Regions from separate parts of the Homo sapiens genome. Here region 1 is linked to region 2. A link is a loop called in an ENCODE intact Hi-C map of the cell type or tissue named here. Cell type or tissue: MCF 10A. All regions are shown on one strand. Each heading gives the region's core, and the rest is flanking DNA. Links, peaks and the distances in the headings are about the cores only. Region 1 holds the start of LOC124900965 (a long non-coding RNA gene). Region 2 overlaps LIFR (LIF receptor subunit alpha).

What was found. Peaks named below come from ENCODE experiments on the same cell type or tissue, not always from the same donor. Only the 100,000 strongest peaks of a DNase experiment are listed, where the experiment ranks them.
Region 1: a loop joins it to region 2, with 4 times the contacts of the local background. A loop is called at or near these places in 9 of 110 quality-filtered maps.

The regions. Positions count from the first base shown.
Region 1 is chr5:38,437,588-38,454,009 of GRCh38, reverse strand. It overlaps EGFLAM (EGF like, fibronectin type III and laminin G domains), which reads right to left. Exons shown (of 22, transcript NM_152403.4): 17 at 15,555-15,735; 18 at 5,631-5,709; 19 at 2,552-2,695. All of the region lies in intron 1 of EGFLAM-AS5 (EGFLAM antisense RNA 5), which reads left to right. LOC124900965 (a long non-coding RNA gene) reads left to right here and starts at 7,764. Exons shown (of 2, transcript XR_007058738.1): 1 at 7,764-7,937; 2 at 8,413-8,930. RefSeq lists a silencer at 11,958-12,007. In MCF 10A, for the core only: no CTCF peak of the experiment used is centred there; DNase peaks (open chromatin) are centred at 7,709 and 8,529.
Region 2 is chr5:38,533,271-38,538,270 of GRCh38, reverse strand. The region is part of intron 1 of LIFR (LIF receptor subunit alpha); the gene reads left to right. Among named protein-coding and RNA genes, the nearest start is that of LIFR, 21 kb to the left of the region's middle. In MCF 10A, for the core only: no CTCF peak of the experiment used is centred there; a DNase peak (open chromatin) is centred at 2,830.

The DNA.
Region 1 (16,422 bases), core at 5,485-10,484, 90 kb after region 2:
AAGAAAAACAGAGGGCCAATTTTCAGAATCCTGAGAAAGAAATGGTAACAAGAAGTATGTTCAGGATAAAGCAGAGCTCTTTGAAGGATCCTAAGCAGGTGGGAGAGGGGAGGGGGCTCTCCAGGGCTGGGCATGGGAGCTGGTGGGAGCTGTTTCCCTACTGGAGTAGAATGGGTGGTGAATAGATTCAGCTGGCAGTTTAGGGGGAAGTTGGACCATCCCACCCACAGCTGAGCTTCTGTTTCGGTTCTCTTTTCTGGGCACAATCAAGTACTTGAGGCCTTGATGAGGTTAACCACAGGAAAACCATAAGAAAATGGCTTCAAGGCAGCCAGCCTGAAATAGGGTGTGAAGAGCTCCGTGTTCAACCTCTGGGCTAGCAATGGGTGGGAGGCTACGGAGGACAGGAAGGCAGAGATGGTGAGAAGCTGCCTCTCACCTGCCAGCATCCAGCCTCAACTACATATGAGTCTCCAAAGTCCCCAACAATCATAAGATGGAGTCACTTAGCATGCTCTGCTATTTAGGGAATAGCATAACATTGGACAAGTGACATTTCCTCTCAAAATGCCTTTTATTCAAACAGAAAGATTTCTGTTATCCTACTTGGGCTGTCAGTAATCTTAGCACAGGACCAACAGAAGCCCCAGAATTAAGTCTTCAGCTTCTCCACTGTTTAGTGATCCCTGCTTTGTCTATTTCAATTCAATTACTTTCATATCATTTAGCAAACACTTGAGCTAGTCATCAGAGGGTGAATTAAGAAGTAGAAGTCCAAGAAATGAGTTCCCCCATGGAACTCAAAGCTTTGAGGGTATCAGAATCGTCTGGGGAAGCGGTTACCACACGGATTGCTGGACCCCACCCCTAGAGTGTTTCTGGTTCAGTAGATCAGGTTGGGGCCTGAGAACGTGGATTTCTAACAAGTTCCCAGGTGATGCTGGGGCTGCTGGTCTGGGGACCACACTTGGAAAGCCACTGTCTAGATGAGCGATGTCTAACCTCATGTGAGGATGTGCCATGACAATCTCTAGAGAAGTGTTTTGATATTACACGAGACAGGCCCTGCCCCTTGGAAGCTCAGCTTTCACCCAATCTGGTAAGAAGAGTGGGGAGAACTCATTCAGGTAATTCTTTAACCACTTCATAGCTATGCATTTGACAAATTTGGAAACAGTCTAAATTCACTTAAAAGAGGGAAGAACTTCTGGCACTGCGTTATCGGTAACACCCAAGAAGTATTTACAAAACTCTCATGTTGGGTGGATCTATTGAGACATGAATCTGTGCTTTGTTCCTCTGGCAGCAGGAGACTTGAAAGCAGGGATTCTCCTTCCCACAGCTACACAGCTAACAGGGAGCAGAGTCAGAATTTAAAGTCAGGGCTCCTGGAGCTTAGGGTTTTAGACCTCCCTGAGCTGCTGAGTCTTAGGCTGAGTACTCACTTCTATGCTTGGCCTTTGTGCTTGGCAGTATCCAAGTCTTCTTTCTGCCCCTTCCTAATTTATGAGTAGGGAACATGCAGCAGTAACACACTAGAACAAGGGCACAGAATTGTTCCTCACAGGGCTAGACGGTCAATTCCTAAGGCTCTGCCATGCAGTTCCTATTGAAGCTACTCAAGTGTGCCATTGTAGCATGAACATGGCCACAGGCAATATATAAATGAGAGAGTACAAGCCAGGCACAGTGATTCATGCCTGTAATCCCAGCACTTTGGGAGGCCGAAGCGGGTGGATCACCTGAGGTCAGGGTTTGAGACCAGCCTGGCCAACATGGTGAAACCCCGTCTGTACAAAAAATACAAAAAGCCAGACATGGTGGCACGTGCTATAATCCCAGCTACTAGGGAGGCAGAGGTAAGAGAATCACTTGAACCCAGAAGGCAGAGGTTGCAGTGAGCCGAGATTGCGCCACTGCACTCTGGCCTGGGCGACAACAGCAAGACCCTGTCTCAAAAAAAAAAAAAAAAAGTCCTGTTGGAATACTGCTGTACTCTTTTTTTTTTTTTTTTTTTTGAGATGGAGTCTTGCTCTGTCACCCAGGCTGGAGTGCAGTAGCGCGATCTCAGCTCACTGCAACATCTGCCTCATGGGTTCAAGCCATTTTCCTGCCTCAGCCTCCCTAGTAGCTGGGATTACAGGTGCCTGCCACCACACCCGGCTAATTTTTGTATTTTTTAGTAGAGATGGGGTTTCTCCATGTTGCTCAGGCTGGTCTCAAACTCCTGATCTTAAATGATCTGCCCACCTCGGCCTCCCGAAGTGCTAGGATTACAGGCGTGAGCCACTGTGCCCGGCCCCAGCAAGACTTTATTTACAAAAAAGAGTGGTGGGTCAGATTTGGCCTGCAGGCCATAGTTTGCTGACTGCTGCTCTATAAGATGAATGTTGGAAAGAAAGACCAGGAGCTTCCAATAAGCCTTGAAGCTTCAGGCTTCAGCCAATTCCAGCAGACTGTGTTCTGGCTCCCTTCTGAATCACTCTGGCATGATCTGCAATGTCTGAGAAAATCGCAAGGTGCTGCTGAAGGCAGATGGAGAGGGGGTTACCTGAACACGAGGGCTCCATCCCGAAGGCCCAAGGAAATGAAGTCGCTGTTGGGTCTCATGGGGCTGTCTCCCCTCCACAGCAAAAGGCCATCCTTGGCAGTTGTTTTAAACCTCATGAACACATTTGATCTTGATCCTGACACCCTGGAGGAAATACACAAATAAGTCCACCAAATCAACCACCAACATCTGTTTCCGAGTAATTCCAGTTTTGTCTGCCAGCCCTGAGGAACCAGATGTAAGGATAGTCTGGCACTTTCTGACACTTACTTCATTACCACGAGTCGCACCACGGGTCTAAAGGTCTGGACTGCTCACTCAGCAGCAGTCTCTCTCCCCAAGCACTGTGAACCCCACCAGAGAGCATTTGCTGAGTGACAGATTAGCAAGACTATGGCCAATGTCACAGCTTAGGCTGCACCCCCATACACACCTCATTCTTTTCTCTTTCCTGTTTTACTACTCAGGGGCCCCATTCCCCAACAGAAAGTGTGTTTCCTAATTACCAAGAGGTTCAAATTGGCAGCCACTCTGGGCTAGGACCACGGCTGTGGATGGCCAGCTCTGGCCGGTGACTGTCCTTGGGGACAAGGTCTAGACAGGGAAAATACCCAAGCGATGGCGTCTCAGACAAAGGAACAAGGCCTGATAGTGAATGGTCTGGAGTGGTGTTGAGGCAGAGCCAGGGTGGAGAAGAACAGGAAGCTTCGAGGAAAGGAGGGGTGCTCAGGCTAGGCCAGCTCCATGCTCTATAGCCACGGCTGGGAATAGGTTCACAGGCTGACATGCTCTTAGCAATGCTTGGGAATAGACTAGTTCAGAAATTCATTCTTATTAGTGTGATCAGTGTTTCATCTTGCACAGAGAAAAGAGGAAGGCTGAGGTCCTTGAATCAAGGGTGAGATAGGAGGAAACATAATTTAACATTGCTACTAGCATAATGTCATTGGAAAAGTTTCTTTGTCCATTCTCTAGTCACTTGAGCCATCCCTCTGTCTGTCTCACACACCTGGGTCTGTGTCTGCAGTGTCCTCAATCGTGAACAGTGGAGGGAACTATTATCTAGGCTTCCCAGAGCCTGAGCTCGTCAGGAAGAGACCAAGTTTGCATTTCCCATGCAGGGCCTCAGAACAGTGAGGGAAGAGCGAGGCCCCCCAGGCCAGGTTCAGCACAATCTAGCACTGACCCATTCCCTAGAGACCTGCTTTGCCCAGATTTTCGCTCAGGTTCCTTCCCTCTCCCATTTGCCTTGGGTATATTGATTGGTTACAAGCCAATCAAGAGGTTCTCATTTCTCTTGCCAGTGATTGGTTTAGGGGCAGGCATGTGGCAGCACAGAAGAGACACAATCATATCCCTTTTGTCCAATGAGATACAATTCTGGGAAGAATTCCTTCTCTTTTAAAAAGAGTCATATGAGAAAAAAAGTCTTTTGGACTTCCACTGGATGTAGTCAGAGTCATCTTATGTGCAGCTTATGGGCAGCTGGGGAGTGGCCTCTGGAGAAGACGCTGAGGACAGCAAGCAAGAAATAGGGATGAGATTGGAATATTTGAGGGTACAGCTGCTTCTCTTAATTAATCAACCCAAGATCCAGTGTAAGTCTGGACTCCTTGTGATATGAAATAGTAAATATCCCTCATGGGTAAGGCATTTTAAGCTGAACTTTCTGTTACTTGGCACCAAAGATATCTGACTGAAATAGACCCTGAACTTGACTTTTACCTGCAGCCTCACACACATGCATTTATACTTTCATATACATACACACACACACACACACATGCATGCGCACACACACATACACACACACTATGGCCCTTGAGGTAGCTGTGGTTTTGGGCCTCATGTCTCCTGCTCTCATCAAGCCCCTCTACTCCCCCAAACCACCTAGTGGTCTCTCACTAACCCCCAGAGACTGAAGGCTTGGGCCCCTTTCACGCTGTCACTGCTTTCTAGGGACTGAATGACCTTCCATCTTTGGAGAGAAAGGGCTGAAGAAGGAGGACGGTCTCTCTTGGCTGGGAATCCATTTTACCTAAGTCCCCATGCCAAGACAACGTAGATTAATACAACCTGGGATTAGAGAAGTGAAGCAGTGTCTGCCTGGTGTGTGTTGGGCGTTACCAGGGACATCCAATGCCCTAGGAGAATTCCTCCCAACCACATTTTGTTCCCTGAAAAGCCACCAAACTCCACCCTAAGAACTGGATGCCTTTCGCTTAAAGATTTGCCCTTGTGTGTTAAGATGCAGTCAATCTGAAGAGGAAGGAAAATCCCAGAATGATTGTGTGGGGAGCAGAAAGGGGAATAGCACACTAGAAACCACAAAGAACTGGGGAAGGGAAAGAAAGAGATAAGGGGCAAACTGAAAGTGCCAAAGACAAGCTTGACCGAGTTGAGGATTTTGCCATGTCAAAGGCTATTCCAAACCAAGAGCGAGGACTCCAGGCCAGGGCTGGGACTTCTGCCACCAGGGGTGAGATGCCATGGCTGTGACTTGGGCATTTCCCTGTATCCACATGAAGAGAGCTGAGAAGCCTCTCACTGAACTGGCCAGAGCCTGAAGAGGACAAGAGACCTTTGCTGATGAAGACGCAGGGTAGGTATGGACTCAGCAGGGAATGGGCTTGGATCTGTCTGTCCTTCTGCTGCTGGCCCAGGTCAGAGCTGCACACTCTGGCCACGGCACAGCACGGAACTGCCCTGCTCACAGAATCATAGTCATCACTCAGGCTTCAGGAACATCACATTCTCACTGTTTCTCGAAGCCTGAATACTGGAAACTCTGGGACCAGTCGTGTCTCTCTCTCCAGGCCCTTTGACCAGAAAGATACTGGATCTTTTGTAACAGGGTTATCTGAAAGGTCAATTTCTCAAGTTTAGTTTGTTTTTTGTTTTATTTTGCTCTAGTTTCTATGTTTATTTCTTGTTGTGTGTGTTTTTCCCCTGAGGCCATGGCTGAATGGTCTTCTTTGAGAATTATCTTCTGGCATGAAATATAAGAAAAAGCCCTGAGAAAGATATAGAGAAATTTACCCCCAGAAAGCTGAGGAAGGTGCCTGTTGAAGCTTATTACCTCTTCAAGATATCTGGGTTGTCATACGTCAGGTAACTGCGGCCGATAAACTGCGGGATCTCAATGGCTTCTATGATCGCTGGGACAGAACAGAAAAAGGAGGTTACATAGTATGTGGTTCTCTTGACCCCTGCACTCACACACATGGCAGGAAAACACCCAGCTCCTGGAAATAGGATGTTTAACAATTCATCAGCCCCTTCCCTTCGGCTGCACGCATATTTGGCCAGGTTCACAGTTGCCCAACCCCATGGCCTGGGGTTGGCTTCTCCCCCATTTTTCCCTCCTGGGGAAGTATTGTCCCTGCCTCTGGCCTCAGCGCTGCTGAGAAGGCCTCACAATGTGCTGAAACTTGAACTGTTCCCAATTATTCTTGGAAGCCAAAGAGCAGCTCTTGGGCCATGTGGGGAGCAGCTGGGGATAACCCCAGATGTTCTCCTAGGGAGGCAGAGAAAACAAATCCCTAAATAAGGCCCACTAGGATTCTTGAAAGCTAATTTGCTGCAGAACCTTTTAAGCTAGGACTTCGAGAGACTCTAAAGCACTATGAATGAGGCTTGGACTCCCGCATTTCTGATCACTTTCCAGTGTATTTCACAAGATCTTTTTTTTTTTTTTTTTTTGAAACAAAGTTTCGCTCTGGTTGCCCATGCTGGAGTGAAATGGCGCGATCTTGGCTCACTGCAACTTCCACCTCCTGAGTTCAAGCAATCCTCCTGCATCAGCCTCTCAAGTAGCTGGGATTACAGGCACCTGCCACCAAGCCTGGCTAATTTTTGTATTTTTAGTAGAGATGGGGTTTCACCACATTGGCCAGGCTGGTCTCGAACTCCTGACCTTAGGTGATCCACCCGCCTCGGCCTCCTAAAGTGCTGGGAATTACAGGCATGAGCCACTGTGCCTGGTCTATTTCACAAGATCTTCACTACAATCTCATGAAGTAGCAGGTAGTATGGGGGAAGGGAAGGGTTGGTTATTCTCATTTTATGGAAGAAGAAAGTGAGGAGTAGAAAGCATGGAGGATTTGCCTGAGATCACGTAGTTAAGAGAGCACTAGGCCTTGAAACTGACCAGCTCTTCTTAATTCTGGCTTCTGGCCCCCTCTCAACTTTCCAATATTTTAGAAATGCATTTTCTTCCTCCCAAACTCTCATCACTTTGTTTTCCTGAGGAATTACCCTTTTACACATAGTTAGCAAAAGAAGAGTTTAAGTAGCTGTGTGTGATGTCATGAACGGGGGATGAGGCTAGGGGATTTCTGCTGGAGAAATAACAGCAATATCTCTTTCCTCTTTGGAAAGATACAGAAATGGTGGTTTAAAGAAATTAAGGTAGAATAAATCTCAAATTCAAAGAAATGTACAAAATGAGGGAGAATAAGAAGGTTTATAAAACACGTTATAGCTTCACGAAAATACATGGTTGGTGCAAAGAAGACACTGAACGAAGGACTCTCCACCCCAGAGAGGAAATGTAGAATTATTTGATACTATGAAAATTCGTACAGATTAACCTTCAAACATAAAAAAAGAGCGGAAACAGCAAAGCCTATGACAATGGGCCCCCAAGTACAAGTCCCTATGTTGGCAGCTTCCCAGAGCCTTTCATAAAAACTAAAAAAGAAAGGAAGAGAGGAAAGAAAACAAGAAAAGCAAAGGACGAAACAGAAAATTTAAAAGACAATTTTGGAGGTAACTACCCAAGAAATTGCTCTGTGGTTCTCTGAAGCAGCACAGCCCTGGAAGAGGGCCTGAGGCTGCAAGGACCTAGCAGGGCCGGAGATGAAGGCTCTTGTCACTTAGTTTGGGGCTGCACCCCCAGCCACTCCCTTCTGACTAAGGGAGGTAGGAGGAAGAGGAGACGAGGAAGGGAAACAGGGAGGAAAAAAGAGTTGGGGGGCAAAATGGCAAGAGGACGGGAAAGGAGCCGAGTAGGAAAACGGGTGGCATGAATGAGAAAGAAGGGACGCTGCAGCAAGAAGAGGAGGAAAGAAAGTGCCGAGGAAGACAACCGGGAGAGAAGGCAGCCACCGGGCAAGGAAGGACGGGAAACAGAAAAGGAAAGAAGGCGGCGCCGGAAAAGGAGGGGAGGGAATAGACCCAGAGGAATAGACAGAAAGGCCAGGGAGAAGGAGGATACAGCGGCAGGGAACTGCAAAAATGGAGGAGGTGGAAGGAAGCTCTCAGCCGGGGCAGCCGGCCCCTCGTTTCAGGACACCATGGCTGGGAAGGGAGAAGGAGGAGAGAAGATCCAAGCTGAGCGGTGGGGGAGGCCTTCCCGGAGCTAAACGGAACCAAGGAGTCCCTGGTGGGTTTGGCTCACCCCCACGGGGGAGAGGTACCGCCAGGGCCTGTCCCTGCTGTTGTTGGCCCGTGGCGGTGGGCCTGTGGCCAACAGCCATCTTTCCCCTGAACTCCTTGCAAGGGTTGGGACGTGCCTGCCACACATCGGCTCTGCACATGAGCTTCCGAGGGGGTCTGTGGGCGCCCCCAGCAGCTGCCGGCTCAGCCCCCAGCTCAGGAGAGAAGTGTCCTCTGGCTGGCCGGCGGGGAGGCTTCCCACCACGCGTAGGCATGTCCCAGCTCCCACACCACTCACCCCGGGTCCCCCTGCATGCGGTTGGCCTGCCCCAGCCCAGAGCGCTCTCGCAGTTTCTCACAGGACTTACTGTACTTACTATTGAGGCAGTAGTTCCCACACTCTGCCCGGTGCCAGCATGAAAGAGAACAGGGAGAGTCAGCCTTTCACAGTCCTTGTCAAATCCCAATTACTCTGGTTGCAGATCACTTGAAGCCAGCCTTGTTTCTCTCACAAAGCTCTGCCCGAGAGTCCAGAACGTCCTCTTAGGGAATGTGAATATGAGCCCCGCGGGGAACCACTGGAAATCTCTCCTCAGCATGATTGGCACCCAGCCACCCGCCTCCTCACCTCTTCTCGGCTTATTGAAGGTGGGCGTGGCGGTGGACCAAGAAGATGTTTAGAATCAGCTGTCTGACACTTCTGAGGCTCCCTCACCTTCAACTGACAATCTGCATTTCTTTTAAATCTAGAGAAACAGCTCCTTGCTCAAGAGTTACTTACCTTGTCAATGATTATTACTTTTCTTGGCTGTAGGCTGCATGTGAAAAAGGAATGATAAGCCAGCTAGCTGCCTCTTCTCTCTCCCTAGTGGAAAATATCGCCCTCATTCCCACGCCACCCCCCATTGCAAGATTCCAGACCCCTGGTTATTTTCTGATTAACAAAGGCAGAGGCACCCTCGAGAAATAACACCACTGAATAAAAAATAGTCAAACTATGCTTCATTTAAGTGAGTATATATAGGGACAAATAATCACATCCAAAATCATCAGAGCTTGAAGTGACCACTGAGCCCTTTCTGGCTCTTTGTAGTTGGTTTAAATGTTGTAAACATTACTATTATTATTATTTTTTGAGACAGAGTCTTGCTCTGTTGCCCAGGCTGGAGTGCAGTGGCGCGATCTCGGCTCACTGCAACCTCTGCCTCCAGGGTTCTAGCGATTCTCCTGCCTCAGCCTCCTGAGTAGCTGGGACTATAGGCATGTGCCATCATGCCTGGCTAATTTTTGTATTTTTAGTAGAGTTGGGGTTTCGCCATGTTGGCCAGGCTGGTCTCGACCTCCTGACCTCAGGTGATCCACCTGCCTGGGCCTCCCAAAGCGCCTGGATTACAGGTGTGAGCCACTGCGCCTGGCCAACATGATTATATTTTAACCTAACCCTATACCTAATTTTTTTGCTTTTATTTTATTGAAAAAAATTTAATTGACACATAATAATTTTACATATTTATGGGGTACATAGTGATGTTTTGATACATATATAGTAATCAGATCAGGGTAATTAGCATATCCATCCCATCTCAAAATGTATCATTTCTTTGTGCTGGGAACAGTCAAATGTCCTCCTGCCAGTTATTTGAAACTATATATTATTGTTAACTATAGTCATCCTATAGTGCTGTGGAACACCAGAATTTATTTCTCCTATCTCCCTGTAATTTTGTATCCTTTAACAAATCTCTTCCTATTCCCCACTTCTCTCTACCATTTCCAGTATACCTAATTTTTTCTACATTGCCTTTTTTCTGTGGCAATGGCCTCACTGATTAGTTGAAATGTGTTTTTTTCATTTTCTTACATTTATATCTAAAAGCTTGTGCCATATGGTGACACACACAGAAAAACACCCCAGTGGACAGCAGCCTCCAAGCCAGAAGCCCTGCAGTCCAGGCAAAGCAAATTTTCCATTTGAGGAGCTTGGAATTCCCAATAGACTATAAAGAGTTGGTCAGGTGTGGTGGTTCACACCTGTAATCCCAGCCCTTTGGGAGGTCCAGGCGGGTGGATCACCTGAGGTCAGGAGTTCAAGACCAGCCTGGCCAACATGGGGAAACCCTGTCTCTACTAAAAATACAAAAATTAGCCAGGCATGGTAGGGCATGCCTGTAATCTCAGCTACTCATGAGGCTGAGGCAGAAGAATAGTTTGAACCTGGGAGGCGGAGGCTGCAGTGAGCCAAGATCACGCCACTGCACTCCAGCCTGGGGTGACAGAGTTAGACTCCATCTCAAAAAAAAAAAAAAAAAAGAGTTGAAGGGACCACGGTTTCTTTCCCACGTTCACGGGACCTTAGCAAAGCAAAGGGCCCTGTGGGCATGGAAGGCTAACTTCCCCAACAACCAGGGCTCCTCTCAGCAGCATCCTTGATGGATGCCCATCCTGCCGGAGCAAACACTTCCCACAATGAGCAGCTCACTCTTCCACAAGGTGGCACGCTCCCGTGCTGGACCATTCTACTAGGTACAGAGATCTTTATTATAGTATGCTGACGGTAGCCACAAAGGAAAAACAAACAAAACCTTTCCCTAAACTAGCAGCCCTTCAACTATCTAAAGAGCAACATCTATACTAAACACCCCCAGATCTCCCATTCTGGGGGTGTTTAATGATATACCATCCACAGAAAAGAAATCCCCTTGAATTTGGCTCATGTAGTTGGTTTAAATGTTTTCTAAAGGAAGTTATCCTTCGCATTTTAGTGCATAAATACATCAAAGCATGACTCTAATCATCTTATATTTTTTATTTTTTGAGACAGAGTCTCGCTCTGTCACCCAGGCTGGAGTGCAGTGGCACGATCTCGGCTTACTGCAAATTCTGCCTCCCGGGTTTAAGTGATTCTCCTGCCTCAGCCTCCCAAGTAGCTGGGATTACAGGCATGCACCACCACACCTGGCTAATTTTTGCATTTTTAGTAGAGATGGGGTTTCACCATGTTGCCCAGGCTAGTCCCAAACTCCTGACTTGAGGTCATCCGCCCGCCTCAGCCTCCCAAAGGGCTGGGATTACAGGCATGAGCCACTGCGCCTGGCCTGACTCTAATCATCTTAAAAGTATATATTGTTATGCGATATCAGGGCGTCTGAATGTTTGGTTGTCCTAGGGTTTGTCTTTGCAGACATTACTAAGCTGCTTCTTTAGCCATAGACATCTTATATGACCATGTGACTGACAAGGAATGTACCTTGCTAGTTTTAAGATGGAGTTGATTTTTTTTTTAATGTTGTCACCCTGGCTCTCCTATGCTCCTGGTTCCCTAACAAAGGTGCAGGAATCTTGGCAACCATCTTAGAATTGTGCTATTACAAGTTCCAATTACTAAAAGAGAAAATGACCAGAATGAGGGACTGGGAACAGCCAACATGGTCATTAGCTGAAGGACTGCAGCGAAAAGAGTCTGGGTATTTGTTTAATGTGTATGTTTGCATGTTTCACTCTTTAATTCATCTGTAAGATAAACGCAATTGAAATTTTTTTCCTATATAACAACCGAATTACTTGTGTAACAATAATTAAATAACCTCTCTTTTCCAATTAATTTGAAATGACTTATTTTTAATATATTAAACATATTTTAATATATTAAATTAAAAATATTAAAATAATTAATATATTAAAATTTCATATTTAGTATTAAATATTAACATATTATGTTAATATAATTTAATATTTTAAATCAAATAATATATTGATATTAAATATAAAAATTTAGTATATTAATTTTTAATATAATAAATGACATAACATTTAATATATTAAATTATATTAAAGAGAAATTCCCTTTAGCATGCATAATTTATGTGTTTTATTAATTTGTGGTTTTATATACAGAGTTTTCTTATATTTACAGAAGCTTTTTTTATATATATACACTGGGACCTAAAACAAACAAACAAAATCACCCAAATCAGACCCTGGAACATGATGTGACTCAAGTAAACACAACATAAATGCCCTAAATGTTGCATGTGTGGTAGGTCAGTATTAATCAGGCAGCACTGGTTACTTGAGGACTGTGCGCCCCTGATGAGTACAGGCGCTAGGCCTAGCTTTGTCTCAACAGCTATTGGCTCTGTCTTATGCGGGGCCACCTGCTACAGAGAAACACCGCCATCTAGTGGCCTGTGGAATCCTGCACAGTCTGAATTGAAGCTGTTCTAGAAACACAGGGAAGGGAAGCAAGGGCCAAAGCTTAGTTTCCCAGGTGACTTGTCCACTATAGACTGGGAGAACCCAGAGAAAACATCTGTGTCCTGTACTCACCTCTTAGACGCTCAGAGCATAGCAAAGGCTCTGAGAAATTCTGCAGAAGAGAGAGAATTGTCTGTTTACTCAGGATTATCCAAATGTATTTCACCATAGAAGCCTCCTCCCATTTCGTGTACGTGAATGCGTGTGTGTGTGTGTGTGTGTGTGTGTGTGTACAAAGCAGCGATTCATATTCCTCAGAACTTAGTTTTTTACATGAGCTTTGTGAAATTCTTCTAGAACATTTTAGTAACTTACTTAGATACACAAGCTCTGAGGAACTGGGACACAGGATGGGTCCACTGGATGCAAGTAAAGAAAAAAGGAAAGAAATCTCTAAGTATGGAAGTAATTTTTGATGGGGAAGGCCTTGTTGAGAAAAAAGGGGGCCTAGGTATTGGGGTAGTGCATGGGGTGGAGAAGATGCCTGAAACTGAAACCACCAAATGGAAGGCAAGGGGACCCCCAAGGTCAAACCTTATGTTTTTTTCTTGGCACCTGAAGTCACAGCTGGGAGTAAGAAGAACCTCTGGCTTCTCCTGTCCTGGTGGGTCTTGCAGGTGGGACAGACAGGTTTGAGTTTCTGCAGTGGCCACTGCTACAGGAAGCCTGTGGCATCCCAAGAGCATCTCAGATGCTCAGTGGGAGCTCAGTGCACCCCTTGGTCTGGGTCAGGCTCTCTTGCTCCTGCCCCCAACCCCACAGGGAAAAGCGGGGGCCCTGAAACCACCATGTAGTCCAAGTGCCTGGAACTGCTCCAGGATTTGTCTGAGTTTCTGGCCCCTGCTCTCCTGGGTTACCAAGAGGTGGGAACAAGTGTCAAATTGTCCAACTACGGCCCTTGTGGAACTCACTTGCCACACTCTCTGATGAGGCTGAAAAAGACCCAGACTCACTGACGATCCAGAAAACAAAATTCCTCATAAAGAAGGTGCCCTTTGGTATGGATTGGATGAGCCCTGGTGCTGGTTATTTCTATACCATTTTGCTTCATGTAAAAGGACTGGTTTAACTTCTGTAGGAATACTGGGAACAGGCTCTTGTTTTGAAACATGGTTTGATTATGAGGCAGAAAAAAACCCCAACTTTTAAATATATGAGGCTAAAAATCACCTTGCTGGATGAGACAGGATTCTTTCTGACAACCAAGGATGGCTTCTCACCATTCTTGGTCTTTCAAACCAAGGATTTACGCAAACTTTCTATGTATTCTCTTGCATCTCTATGGAACAACATAATCGCCCATCTCTTTTCCTTTTCTTTCCAATCTTTACAATGGGACTAAATGTTTTCCCCAATATTAGAGCAGTCGGCATGGCAACTGCCCACAATTGGTACCTGCTGGAGCTGGAAAAATTGTTGCAGAGCCCCATTAATCCTCTCCAGTCATTATGATGGAAAGGAAATTATGGGATAGGGGCCATACCTCTGATATATGAACCTTCCCAGGATTTGGAAAGGTTGCCATCTTCCCAGAAGCAGTATCTTGATTTCAAAACACAATCTGATACTAATTCAACATGGAGGGTGGCTGCTGGCTCATCTGGGTTCCAATCTTGGTTCTAGACTGCTTTGCAGGAAAAGAGTCCCCAATGTCCTGCAGTTCCCTCTGCCGTCATCCATTCCCACAGATCTTGCCAGATCCAGGTGCTCACTGGGATCTGCCCCAACATTCTGGTAAGATTTGCTTCTCATTGAACCTGAACCTATAGTTACAAAGCTATAAATGTGAGCACTTTATCCCTGTTACGACTAATGTTCTGCAGCAGGAAATGAGGGCTAACAAGATCACACATTATCCTTTCTTTCTCCCTTTAATTTCCAGTGCTAAATGTTCATCTAAGTCCGGGATTTACATATTGACCATTAATGTTAGATATACGGCAAGCACAAATTGGATGCTCCTGTGGTAAAATTGGAGACTTAGTAAATTCAAACATTGATGTGTGAAATCCAAACCCAATTTTCTGAATGAATGAGCCACTCTTCAGCTAAATCTCTGTAAGTACAACCTATTAGCTAAACAGCAATTTGCTTGTTAGGATTCTAATCAGGATAATTCACAAATGAATCAATTACCCTCCCTTGTTAAAAATACAAGGAAGATTTGCCATGTAGATTTCAAATTCATTTAAACATAAGAAATACTACTAAGGCTTCCAACTGGCAAATTGGCATCTTTCATATTTTCCAAGACTGCTGCAAAATGACAAAATGACTTCTCCTACCATTCCATATACCAACATACCTACCTGTAATTTATAGTTTTCCTCTAAGCCCTAATTCTGATAAAAATCAACAACCTGGAAATAAGAAAGACAGTGCACATTCCTTCAGAGGCTCATTGCTTTATTTCTTCCAGGCTTGTTTTTTTTTTTTTTTAAGTTCCTGGGCAGGAAAGGCCACACTGAAACTGAAAAATGAAGGCCCAACATGATGGATATATGTGGGAAGCCTATTCTAGATACCAGGGCCGTGTCCTCAGCTTCCCATAAGCAGGTACAGAAAGCAAGTCCAGCAGGGTCTCATGGTCTATGACCTGCCTTGGCTTTCAGTCTAGGGTAAGATGGAAACTGAGTAGCCCACAGCACCTGCTAATGGATTTTATTTTTCTCCCCACGAATAATAATGACCAGTATTTGTTGGTTGCTTGAGTACTTACCAGGCCCTCTTCTAAATGTTCTGGATCCATTGTCTCATTTAGTCAATACTATAACCCTCTGTGTTAGACACACAATAATACTGCTATTATTATTCCCATTTTACAGTTGAGACAACTGAGGCACAGCAATTTGATAGCCTAAAAAATAGCACTATACAGAAGGTTATGCATACTTTAGTTTGGAGCAACTAATGTATAATTTGTGTTTTTGCATATTTGGGCAAGGTTTCTCTTATACAGCATGCACAGACAGGGGTTAAAATATTTATCAGTCTACAAAGCATAGGCATTCATCTATCAGGATAGGCTCTGGGAGTGGCTCAGATGCAAAAGTCCTGGAAACCCCTACTCTGTTATGGGTTAACTCTTGGGTTGCTAGACTATGAGGTGATTCTCAAGGAAGGAGCCAGGGCAGAGGGTGGGGAACCTATTTACTCACTGTTAGCAGAAGTATTTCAGCATTTAACTCTTATTAAGGAATTATGGTAGTTTATAAATAATCATCTAATAAGTTATTGAAATAATTGATCAAAATAACCACTATGGTTGTACCACTGTTACAACTCTTCCATTAAGAGTTGTGGTCCCCCAATTGGCTGTCCGTTCCTTCCACTCCCTCCAGGGAGCTGTGCCTCAGACCCCTGAGCGTACCTTTCTGGCAGTGAAGCCCCTCAAAGCCCAAGGGGCAGTCACAGTCATAGCCCTCCTTCCTGGGCCGGCAGCTGCCCCCATGGGCACAAGGGGCTCTCACACAGGGGTGGGCCGCATTCTCCACATTCACTCCGGAGGTGAAGTCATGCTTCACATGGATGGTTCGGTCATTCAGGATGATCTTGAGAGAGAAAAACATAAAGAAATTCAGGAATTAAGAAACATCTTTGTAGTCTTCTAAAGCTTCCCTTGGCAAATTAACCTGAGCTACACATAGGGAGATTGAAAAAAAATTTTTTTAAGTCCAGTTTCCACTTTTTTTTTTTTTTTTTTGGAGATGGAGTCTTTCTGTGTTGCCCAGGCTGGAGTGCAGTAGTGCAATCTTGGCTCACTGCAACTTCTGCCTCCTGGGTTCAAGCAATTCTCCTGCCTCAGCCTCCCAAGTAGCTGGAATTACAGGCACCCGCCACTACGCCCGGCTAATTTTTGTTTTTAGTAGAGATGGGGTTTCACCATGTTGGCCAGGCTGGTCTCGAACTCCTGACCTCAGGTGATCCGCCCACTTCAGCCTCCCAAAGTGCTGGGATTACAGGCGTGAGCCACCGCGCCAGGCCTAGTTTCTACTTTCATAGTCTTGTCATCTATGCAGGAGCTGAAGTGATCCCAAGTTGATCCACTTGGGAGAATCTGCGGAGTGACGCGCTCCTCTGGTTCCGGAAGACTGGCCACTCGGTTAGGTTGTAAAGAAGTCCCAAGAACTACAAAGTTCGGATTTCAACCCAGCTGCACATTAGAACCACCTGGCGGGCTCTTAAGAAATACTAATGCCCAGACCCGCCCAGACCCATTGAACCAGAATCTCTGAAGG
Region 2 (5,000 bases), core at 1-5,000:
GGAAGTGAAGGATAGAAGGAGCAGTAGGCTAAGGAGTCCCACCAAGGAAGCTAAGTAGGAATAGAATCTGAATGGCATCTCAAGTCAGTGAGAGAAGGAATGGATTACCTAATAAGTGGTGTTGGGATAAGTGGTAACCACTTAGAGGGAAACAGAAAAGGTGGGTCCTTGACTCAACTGTACACTGAAATTAATTTTATATGGCATGAAGCTTAAAATGTGAAACACCTTAAATGTACTTGAAGGCAACATCAGGACAATTTGCATAGTCCCGGCATGAGAAAAACCTTTATGGTTAGAAACCACAAAGGACAAAATAGAGAAATCTGATCTAGTAAGAGTTAAACAAAAGACTCACTGGAAAGTAAAAGCGATTGGGGAATCTATTTGCTATGTATGTAACAGAGTTAATATGCATATTAAGATTTTTTTTCTTAGCAATCATTAAGGAAATGATTAATGCCCAATTAGAAAAAGGAGCAAAAGAGAATAAACAGCTTATAAATAAAGCATTGCAAATTATCAATAAACATATGAAAGGATATTTTAATTACGCAATAAAAAGAAATGCCATTTATGGCCCAACAGAATAATTTTTTTTTTTAAAGACAATCCTTGGTATTAGTGAGAAGTACTGGGAAATGGAGATGTTCCTGTTTCTTTTTAGAGATAAGTTTTCGTCATGTTTTCCTGCATGTTAAAGATTTATTGGAGGAATGTTCTTCAGGTTGTTTAATAATAGAGCACTTCATCGTTAAAAGGGAAGAAACAAGTTCATTCGTTTGGTAGACTTTTATATTTATTGAAGACTGTTACATACCAGTCACTCTTATAGCGTAGTTGAAGTGGGATATGAGTAGTCAGATGTTACTCTAAAGTATGATAGCGTGAGTCCCGAAAGATGGAAGAATGGGAAATATAGGAGACATTGCAGGGGGCACTCCATTGGAGGCAGTGGTTTTGGGAGAGGCCTTGAGACCAAAGGGAATGTGGAGTGTTTGGGGAGCTGCTGCGGTATGGAGAGGAAGGGGTTCATGGCCGTCTCGAAGGGCTGTGCCCACAGTATGGAACTGGAACTGTGTGTTGAAACAGTGGAGAGCCTTTGGAGGATTTTAAGCATGGAAGTGATGTATTCAAACTTGTTTTGACATGCTGAGGTTCATAATGGACTGGCTCTTGAATTAACAGGGAAGTCCACACTGCAATGGAGATTACTAAAACTGACATGGAGGATCCTGAAAAAGAAAAACTTTGGAAGACAGTCTATTTTTAAAAGTTCCCAGGAAATGCAAAGGAATTAAGAAAAAAAAATTGACAAGATTATTCTATTTGAATAATAGACCAAAAAGTTATTTTGGGGAATGAATATCCTGCATTATGCACAGTGATAGATTTGTCTTTATAATGTAGCAAATGTTAAATTTCAATATTATTTTCCTACATGCAGAACGCATATTGAAGTATGATACAGTGGAATCCCTAAGCAGCCAAGCTATCCTCTAACTCAGGTCCCCAGACTGTCATAGTTCACAGTGCCCGTCGTGTTTTGTTAATGTTTTTTATGATGCTTGTAGTCAAAAGAATTACCTAACAGTTCTCTTTATGAAATAGCTGGGTCCAAACAATTTAATGAGTATTTATGATCAAGCACTTTAGTAGCAGTTTGAAGAAATAACGTGTATCCACTTAAAAGGAAAAATATAATTGTCCCTCTATCTCTGTGGGGGCACGTTCCAAGACCTTCACAGATGTGAAAATCTTTGGATGCCAAGTCCCTAATATAAAATGGTGTGGTATTTGTATATAACCTGTGCTTATCCTCTCATATGATTTAAATCATCTCTAGATTACTTTAAATCATCCCTAATACAGTGTTAATGCTATGTAAGCAGTTGTTAAACGGTACTTTTTTTTTTACTGTTTTTTTATTGTTGTACTGTTGTCTTTTATTGGTTTTGTTTTCTGAATATTTTCAATCCAAGGTTGGTTGAATCTGTGGTTGCAGAACCCTGGGATATGAAGGGTCTATGGTAGTATTTTTATTTCATTCTTAAAAAACCTTAATTACTGATGAGATGTGTGAAGCTATTGAGTACTGCATAGCTTCCCAAATCTTGGAAACCAGCACCCTCATTTCCATTTCTACATTGATTTGTTTGGGTAGTACTTGTGTTTTATCCCAGCAATTACTAGTCCCTCCCTCTCTTCACCAAAGATAAAGATACGATGTCACACAAAAAAATGTAGCATGAGCAAATATTGAAACTGTGGACTACCTTGAACTAACGGTTTTCAGAGTGTTGGACAGATGTCACTTTATTTCCTTCAAAAACTTAGATATTCTGTGATAGCTCTGTCAGTTTGCTTTGGTGTCTTGGGGTGCCTCAGTGCAGTTTGGGAGCCAGAGCTTTAACTTGGGTTCCTAGTGTTGGCAGTACCTGGGTTAGCATGCAGCCTAACAATGAAAGTATACTGTGTGGGCATATAATAATTTGTGCCTTGGTATTCATTCAGCCAGCTGGCTTAGAGTTTTTGGTGTCTGCTTTGTGCCAGGTACTGCTTGGACACTGAGGGTTACAGTGAACTCGGATGTGTTTGCTCTCAAGGATCTGACGGTCTGTAGGGAGAATTATAAGATTAGGAAGTGAAGCAGTAGAGCAGAAGTCAGCAAACTCTTTCTGTAAAGGGCCAGGCAGTAAATATTTTAGGCTTTGTGGACCATTCAATCTCTATCCTAGCCACTCAGCTCTAACATTGTCATGGGAAAGTAGTCATAGGTTATACTTAAACTAGTGGGCGTGGCTGTGTTCTAGGAAGATTTACAAAATCAAGAGGCGGGTAAGATTTGGCCTATGGAACATGAATTGTGCAACCCCATGACATAAATATAATTAAAGTGTTGTGGAAGCAGCAGCAGATGGCATCTAACCTGTGGACTCTCAGAGGCAATGACAAACATACCTCCTGCTAGGAGCATCACTGCTGACTTGAGGAGGGTGCAGATGAAATTAGCAAGAAGGGAAAAAGGGTGCTGGCCTAAGGAGTCCTGAAGGGTCTGGCAGCTGTGGAATGGCAGCCATTTTAGTGTGGCCCGGACACACAGCAGAGGCAGTGTGCAAGGCCTCTTTCTAGGTTCTGACTCCAGTTGTATGGATTGTATATTTTCTCTCTTGTTCTTTTTTGTTTTGTACCTCATTTTGGTCAGTCATGTCCTGCAGTAGCTTCCAGAGAATGGGTACACGGAAGGTGATACATCTTTTGACATTTTGCATGTCTTTGTAAAATATATGTTATCCACTCAACAGTTTGAGTATAGAATTCAAGTGTGAAAATAATTTTCACTTGTATTTTGGAAGGTGTTCTTTTTAGCTTTTATTGCTAAAAAGTCTGGTGTGTTCCTCCCCTTCTCAAGAATATTTATGGGTCACACACCCAGTGTCTCATGTACACCCGTAACCTGCTCTGGAGGTGGTGCTGTCACCATCCCTGTGTTACAATGGGGGTTTGTCCACACTCACACCGCAAGTCACAGAGGCCTGACTTGACTAATTTATTCTGATGTTGTTCTTATTCCTGAGCCCTTGTGTATGGCCTCCACTCCCTGGAAACTTGTAACATCTTTGATACAGATATTTTGATATTCTCAGTGATGCATCTTGGTATCAGTCTTTTCAGATTCCTTGTGCTGGGTTATGTGGGCTCTTTGAGGACTAGATTTTTGCTAGGACTAGACCTATATACTGATAAATTTTGCATACATCTTTGTTACTGCAGCTATGTCCTAGTTAATCTCCTTGAAACATCACTTTGTTCCAGCTTCCCTCTTTCTGAAAAGCTATTCATGCCTTCCTGTGCAGTCTAGTCTTCCCAGATAGAACTTCTCAGTCTGGCCAAGTGTATGTTTTTCGTAAGTATTTCTTTCTTTTAACTTGAAGAGCCCCTACACTTCACTTCAATAACACAATGGAGTCTACCAAACTGCAGAGTTTATGATCCTGAAAAGCCTTCTTCACTGGGAGCTAATGCTGGAGGAATTTAAGATCTTGTGGGAGGGAAATGGGATAAGGAAAATAGTTGCTGGTCAAAGTTTTTAAACAATGTTGATGTTTCCTCCTAGGAAACAGTAAAGAAAGGGACACTAGGAAGAATACAAATGAGCAGTGCGGGTACTGTTTACTGCCTGTGTGATTGCACTTGTTTTGCTCAACTCCCAGCATCTCCACTCCTGTGGATGGGTGACCCACTCGTAGGCTTATTTACCTTTACAGTAGTTCAGAGTCTTTTCTCCCTCGAGTGTTCCAGCTTAGTATTTAATTTCTTTTGAGAATTAATGACAAGGGAGTCATCTTATTGTATGGCAAAAAGATAGATTCTTGAGATAAAAGATGCTTTGGGCTGTCTTGATTCCTTTCACCCTGACTGTGCAGGTGTTGCCTGAGGCCTCCTTCTGCACACAAGGCTGGAGGCCTCAGTGCCACCAGGCTAGGTTCGTGCCAGCAGGACATGCTAACTCACTCTCTGTCACGTTTCCTGATCTGTCTCTACCTACCTGTCCCCACCACCGCCACCATATTTATGTATATAGAGAGGGGTTGGGGGACAGGGGAACAGAGACAAAATAAGCAACAAAATGTGTTGGGACTAGTTTCTGGTATTTAGCTTTACTTTTCTCAACTCTTTTTTTCTAATTTTCTTCGGCAGAAAAGCCCTAAACCTCATGTACACTGGAACCAGAATTCTCAAGGTTGAGAAAAATACAAGTCAAAGTACATGTGTGAACACTCATCTTCACAAACAAGGCCTTTAAAAGCTCAGGGGCCCGTGTTGACAGGACTGAACTTTGCCATGTGGGGCCCCAGGCTCAAGTTCTGCCTGTGCTTTATGATGGTCTAAGATTGAAGTCAGCATATGTGTAAAGAAATAGAACCAGATATTTTTCTTTCCATTCAACAGTCTTACAGATTTATTCTGCATGATTACTTTTCTTTAGCAGAAGGGTT